2 separate regions of the Homo sapiens genome follow, and region 2 is linked to region 1. Evidence: chromatin contacts called from ENCODE Hi-C or POLR2A ChIA-PET data. All regions are on one chromosome and are shown on one strand. The core of a region is the stretch at or near the end of the contact, and the rest is flanking DNA. Distances in the headings are between cores, read along the strand shown.

Evidence for each region. Hi-C counts contacts between places; a loop is a spot of excess contacts on that map. ChIA-PET counts read pairs that join two places held with the same protein, here RNA polymerase II (POLR2A). Pooled maps may share reads with other maps.
Region 2: a pooled map shows a loop between it and region 1 (3-fold over the local background). The contact joins two enhancer-like sites. A Hi-C loop is called at or near these places in 2 of 50 pooled maps. POLR2A ChIA-PET finds 5 or more read pairs at or near these places in 2 of 52 experiments (AG04449 and PC-9).

What each region holds. Positions count from the first base shown.
Region 1 is chr12:21,451,512-21,455,265 of GRCh38, reverse strand. It overlaps PYROXD1 (pyridine nucleotide-disulphide oxidoreductase domain 1), which reads right to left. Exons shown (of 12, transcript NM_024854.5): 5 at 3,112-3,185; 6 at 1-134. Among named protein-coding and RNA genes, the nearest start is that of PYROXD1, 16 kb to the right of the region's middle. Within about 2 kb of position 1,670, at least 3 of the 41 ENCODE cell types and tissues checked have a DNase peak (open chromatin) inside an H3K27ac peak, as active enhancers do.
Region 2 is chr12:24,836,837-24,840,298 of GRCh38, reverse strand. The region is part of intron 7 of BCAT1 (branched chain amino acid transaminase 1); the gene reads left to right. Among named protein-coding and RNA genes, the nearest start is that of BCAT1-AS1, 19 kb to the right of the region's middle. RefSeq lists a silencer at 498-687. Within about 2 kb of position 1,583, at least 7 of the 41 ENCODE cell types and tissues checked have a DNase peak (open chromatin) inside an H3K27ac peak, as active enhancers do.

The DNA.
Region 1 (3,754 bases), core at 421-2,920:
GTGCAATTTTAGCCTCTGATTTTTCAGCAATGAGCTTTGAAGTCAAGAATTCAGCTGCTCCTGCATCGAAGAAAGTATTCCCTATAGCTTTATCTTTAATGGCCCAAATCACTTCACAGCCTTCAATTTCATACCTAAAAACAATGTTAAAGTTACTAAGAGTGATTTCAAAAGTCTAAGTAAAAAATCTTTGCATTTGCAAATAATGATCTCCTGAAGCAAAAGTAGGGAATACATTTTTAAGGCTAACTGGGAAAGATTGATTATAAAGAGGAATATTAACGTTCTTTACAGATGTTAAGAATTAAAAATTGAATAGTAAAAGAATCTGAAGCAGTTTACAGAAAGAACCTTTAAGTGACAAATACATGTACTGAATATCAAGTAAAATTTCATTACAGTGTACATCATTAGAAAATGTTCAATTTCTACAATACACTTATTATATGAATGGCCCCCAGGGGTAAGCAGTGCTTTTTAAAAAATCTGGTTATAGTGTAATCAAGTAATGGATGGATGGCACATAGCTATAATATTGAGAATCAGTCACTTATTTGGTAACAACTTTTTATATCTTCAAAGCACATTACGGAAAGGGATAGAAAATGGAAAGAATCAGAGTTATAAGCTAAAAATCTTAAGGATCAAGATCAAGGATCAAGGATCTTAGAGGAAGGAAAGAATGAAAATGGTATATATAAGCCACCTTCTATTACTATTTACCACTAATGTAAGGTAATGGGCATGTGATATTTTATTCTAGGTTTAGATGCTAAGAAGTGGTTTTCCTAACAATATTCCTTTCACAAAGTCCCTGAAGTCCATTATAATTAAGGTGATCACATAATTTATCACCTAACCTGGGATACTATCTGCTACTAATAATCATTTTTGGTACAACTGGTGGAAATGGAGACAATCCCAGACAAACAAGATATATGGCCATCCTAACTATAATAGGATTTTATCTAAACTTGCGATACTAATAAAATACTGTAAAAAGTTAAGGTATTAATTTTTCACATTTCTTTACGGTACAAAGTATTGTCATCTTTATTTCACAGACTGATATAACATAGGTTACACGACTTTTCAAGACTAATCAATAAACAGATTACGAAAAAAGGTTTAGTACATCTGAATCCAGGTCACTTGATATTCATACTTTTCAACATATGGTGATAAGGAACTCCTTGCTTTACCTAATAAGTCTTCGTTTTTCCAGCTCTTCTATGTCAGTAAACATAGAAGATTATTGGGTGAACATTCTATTTTATGTTACTCTGGTCATATAGCATTACTGACCAGCGGAAAGTGGAATACACACAAATTTGGTAATAAAGTTTGTATTTCAATTTACATACAGGCATACAGTTATCATGTAATGCTTTCTTTTTGAAAAACTGGGAATTTCTCTATATTACCATTTTTAAATTTAAAGTAATATTACACTATAACACCTATCAGTGCACTTCAGCATACTGATGACTGACTAGCAGACAAAGTTATTACAAGTAACCACAAGAAACTTCAGTACTTGCTCTACCTCCTAGGACACCTTCTAATCCTCTTTTCCTGACTTGAACTATGTTCTCAGCAAGATGCACAGTTTGACGATTATCATCACACAGAGGGGAAATACTGCTTTCATTTTGAAAATGACTCTACAGAAGCAGACAATGAGATATTACGGTTTTGTGAAGTTATGAAAAACAGTATCTGTTTGAAAAGGAAAGGATTAACTTACACTTAGAAAGGAGAAAACAGATAATAACTGAAATAAATGTATAATGAAGAACATTAGTATTAGTTTCACTGAAACACAGTGTAGAAAGGGTATGGGTATGCCAAGTTTCACGAGAGACAAAGACCTAATCACGCAGCAGACCTCAAGTCAGAGAATAACATTATGTGGGTCCATTTTTAATTACCAAAGAAGAGCTTACTAAATACAAAACTATGAGTTTTATCCAATTATACAGTCTTCAATCTCCAACTTAAAGAAAATGATGAATAGGATTAAATGTAAGACTCTGAACATTTTTGAACATAAAATTTTTAAATGTAAATAACAATTATAATAATAGTAAGTGATACTTTGGTGAGAGCTGATAGAGAAAATCTGGCATGTATATACTATACACAAGGATTTGAAGCCCCATTTACAATAAATCTATACCTCTTCCCTCTTGGCCCACATTTTGGTTTTGACCCTTTCTCTGTATTTCTCCATATAATGCCACAAACTTCATAATAACAATAATGACTGTTACCCATAGTACTCAGGCAATTTAAGAACTCTTACAGGCTTCCACTGGGTGAGATCATCCGCTAAAAGAGGGGCAAAAACCTAGTCTGAGAGTTGGATTGAATGCAAGTGAGCAAAGATATGGCTTTGGCAGAGTCCTTATTTTGATTCAAATTTGTCCTCTTTGTGGTTTGACTCAACTTTATGGCCTGAAAAAGATCCAGACTATTTCATGTCAATCATCTGCTAGAGGATAAAATCATGAAGTGAATCAATCTTCTGCAGGACACAGCAGGATATTTCTCAATGGTTTTTGAACTTGTAATATCGTCTTAAGATGAAAATTAATTAATGTGTTCACATTTCCCAAGCTACCAAAAAAAGAGCTGCAAGAACCACATATCCTAAAACAGGAGTCACAAACATTTTGGGTGACACTGGCCAGACAGGTAACATAAATGAGTGTAGCAGGATTTATCATATAAGCAATAAAAAGTGGTGAGGGCTATCACTAGAAATCTCAAAAGGTGTAAATATTTGAATTATTTTTAAACATAAAATATACTTATAAAACACATTTATGGGCCAAATTTGGCCAATCACCTTGAGACCTAAAGCATTCCCAAAACATATATATTTTATAATAAAATTTCTACAATTACGGATTCCACAAGAGCTAAAAAAATATGGTGGATTTTTCCCCTTGAAAACATATGAAAATTATATTTATCTTTGATTTTCAGAATAAAAAACATTTTCCAGTCTGCCAACAAATCACAAGAATCACAAAGCAATTGTTTAATTTAAAAACAAATTATTTTTAAACAATTTAAATGTTATCATATTTAAAAATATATACTTACACTAACTCAAGTGCAATACCACCGTTCCCTATGATCATTATTCTTTTAGCTTTAGTAAGCTGTTTCTGAAATTCCTATGTTAAAAAGAAAATAATGAGGTAGTATTTTGTAATAGTGGGCAATAATCTGAAATATGAGGCTTCGATAATATTCTAAAAATGTAAATATTTTATTGAATTTGTAAAGGAAAAAAATGAATCTCACTTTCCCACTGTATCAGGGTACATCCTCTCAATTAATATAACAAAAGTCCCCCTTTATGCTTTATCCCAAGCTGCCTTTATAGCAATGCCTCTCCTGATTTTCCTTTCCTTTTAGGTCATTACATTTACAGTACTTCAGAATTTCGGCAGGAGGCACTATTAACTTACCACATTCCCAATTATTTGACCAAATCAATTATTCTTTCTTTTCACCTAGACTCTCAGTTTCCCTAGAGTTACTCAACACTTAAAACTTCTAGGAATGAGAAGCTCAGCAGCATAGTGGTTAAGAGCACAGACTCTGGAAGCACTGGCTCTAGCAATTACTAACTGAATGACTTTGGGCAAGTTGCTTACCCTATCTGCATCTCAGGTCCTTCAACTATAAATGGAAATAAGGGACTATATATCCTAATGTTTCTGTAAGGATTATGTGAGAT
Region 2 (3,462 bases), core at 334-2,833, 3.4 Mb before region 1:
AGTTACATCATTCAGAGGTGGTACCATCATTATTTTTATGGATGGGAGATGTCAGAATTTAAGTACACTCTGAATCAGAGCTACATGATTTAACCAGAAACACCAGAAACTGTCCTGGTGGAAAATTGTTCTTTATCCAAACAATAATCATGAAACATTTCCACCATGGCTTTTAAAGGTCAGAATAGAAATGAGTGAGTTTGTCTTCTGCCTCTTGCAAAATATACAAGACCTTAAGACTGTTAGTTACTATTCAGATTATGGTTGCCTGGGATAACTTTAGTTTTAATATACTCCTTCACTTTGGGGATGTTCATCTAACAGAACAAATAAAATTCAGAATAAGGAGAAAGGAAATAGAATATATATTTGAAGTAAATAGAATGTTAGGAAAAACCTTTGGGCTAAAAAAAAAGACATGCAATTCTGAAGTAACTTTGATTTATATCATATGATTTTAAGAAAATACAATGAACAAACGAGTTGAAAATCAGCACAATACTGATTTTCACAAACGTTACCGATAGGAGGTATAAACAGAGTTCTTTCGGTAATAGCCTGCCGTCTTTTCATGAGCGCCCACACACACTGCTCCTGTTGGTTGAGATGGCTGGTGCAGGAAGGTGGATGGGGTGGTGGATAGTGTGTGTTCAAAGCACAGTGCTGTGCACAGTCACTATGTGTGGCACTCAGCTTGTAACTCATGGGAGTTTTGATTTCAGTAACAGCACCCATGGTGGCAAGATCACACATCATCACTCTGTTGATGAGTAATTTAACCCATACGCTTGCTATTCACCATTTGAACAAAGCATTGTATCATATCCTGGACCCTGGAGATACCCTGAAAAATAAGACCCAGGCCTTGTGGTTGAGTTCACAGTCACTTTGGGAAAACAACCACAGCAGTGAATCTCGGTATTGCTCAGGCCACATCATGAGTCTTCTCGGACACGTCAGGCGTGTATACGGACTCGACTTGGAGCACTCTTCCTCAGATGTCTGTACCGCTTGCTCTTTGACATCCTCCAAATCTTTGCTTACAAATCCCATTCTCAGTCTGGCTTTCCTTGAGCTCTTAATCAAAATCATAAACTCCATTTCCCATTTCTCCTCAGCATTCCAGCATTCTCCATTGCTTTTCCTTCTTTGTTTCCCCCTGTGTAGTCTAACATACTATCAACACAATAAATGTTTACCTGTGTCTATTAGAAAGTAAGCAGGGAGATATGTCAGTTTTGTTCACTGCTGTATTCATAGAGCTTAAAACGGTAAACAGCACTCAATATGTATTTGTAGAATAAATGGCTAATTGTGCTGATGGTGTTTAGGGCACTTATGCAGACCTACATTCCTGGTTTCCATTAGTGTTTGACTTTGGGAAGTCACAGATGAATCCTGCTGTTATTGCTTCTAAATTCCTCATCTCCTAAAAATGACTTCTTTGTCAAAAACAAGCTGCATTTGTAGGTTCTGTTTTCCTCATGTTGGGCAATCTGGAGTGATTTCTGGCTCTTGTAAGTATGTTTGTGGTTGCAGAGGAAAATGAATATTTCTCACCCAAATGTTGTCATGTCATCATCTCTGTCTGGCAACCAGAGAAGCAGATGTTCTGTTCCTTGACCTCAGGCTAGTGGTTACAGTTCTGGGTGTTAAACATGTTTCACAAAACAGCACTTGCACATGCGGGGCTGCTGTTTTCATTTAACTTCATGTAGTCTCAGGGCTCAGCAAGCTTTAGGAAAGGTCCGGTTTGGGGGCACTGGAAGTGTGTGTGTGTGTGTACATATATATACACACACAAATAGATCCATACATTTATGTATCTAGTTGGCTAGCTATTGCAAAACACATGTTTATTTTGAGATCATCAACACTTCTAAACATGACAAAGAGTAGCCCTAAGAACATTGCCAAGAACAAATTTTCTCCTTTCCAGAAAGCAATTTTCAGCAGATGATTTTCAGAAACAAAATTCAAAAAAGCCATACTGCTGTATCCTAGCAAAGATAACTTATTCGTTTATTTTTTACTCAAAAACATTTATTATATACACTCTGGGCTAGGCACAATGCCCAGTTTTGAGGATAGAAGGATGAAGATAGAGTTTGGTATTCCAGATAGAGCTTGATTGTTGGGCATGTCTGATGTAACCCCAGTGGAGTGGGCGAGCCTAGAACCACCATGTATTGAGGGAGAGGGTGGTGGCCTCAGTGTCAGGACTCACTAGATTCAGACTCCTGGGTGTCAGAAGTGGGGAGGAAAGGGAGATGCTGAGTGCCAGAGGGTACTGTAAGGAGAGCTTGTGCAGCTGATGGATCATGCATGATGCCTGTGAACAATTGTCCTACTAGACCTCACAGTAGTTAGGGATGTCTGCAGTCATCTCACAGTAGAGCAGTAGCTCAGCTTTGGAGTTTTGTTTCTTGAATGTCTTCTTTTTTAACCGTACACGTGCTTGAGCTCACTCTGATAAGCCCATTACATTTGAATCTCAGAGAGCAAAGGCAGCATCTCCATACTTGTTGCTGATGCTCCACCAGGTTTGAAAATCACTAAAGATAGACTCTTAGGCTGGGTGCGGTGGCTCACATCTGTAATCTCAGCACTTTGGGAGGCCGAAGTGGGCAGATCATCTGAGCTCAGGAGTTCGAGACCAGCCTGACCAACATGGTGAAACCCCGTCTCTACTAAAAATACAAAAATTAGCCAGGCGTGGTGGCGCGTACCTGTAATCCCAGCTACTCAGGAGGCTGAGGCAGGAGAATCACTTGACCCTGGGAGGCAGAGGGTGCAGTGAGCTGAGATGGTGCCACTGCACTCCAGCCTGGGTAACCTAAAAAAAAAAAAAAAAAAAAAAAATTAGACTTTCCAAGGGCAGCGTGGAAGCAGTGACCAGCCTGAGTAGGCACGCACACTTCTTGGGGATAGCCTCCTCCATAGCATTCTTAGAAGGTTTGGTAATGACCAGTTTTTCTGAGTAAGACCCTATCTACATTATTCTAATTAGTAACCACCTTTCATCTGCTAAGGTAAATTTTCACTTCAGAATATTCCTCTTAAGACCATGCAATAACTCTTACTGTTTGTTGGTGGAAAACCATCTCATTATTTTACTGGTTAAGGGTAAACTGAAGATGATTAGATAACTTTCCTTCCTTCCCTCCCCCCTTCCTCCCTTCCTTCTCTTTCTTCCTTCCTTTCTCCCTCCCTCCCTCCCTCTCTCTTTCTTTCCTTCTCTCTTTCTTTTCTTTTCTTTTTTCTTTCTTTCTTTCTTTTTTCTTTCTTCCTTCCTTCGTTCCTTCCTCCCTCCCTCCCTCTCTCTCTTTCTTTCTTTCTCTTTTCTTTCTTTCTTTCTTTCTTTCTTTCTTTCTTTCTTTCTTTCTTTCTCTCTTTCTTTTCTTTCTTTCTTTCTTTCTCTTTCTCTTTCCTTCCTTCCTTCCTTTCTTTCTCTCTCTCTCC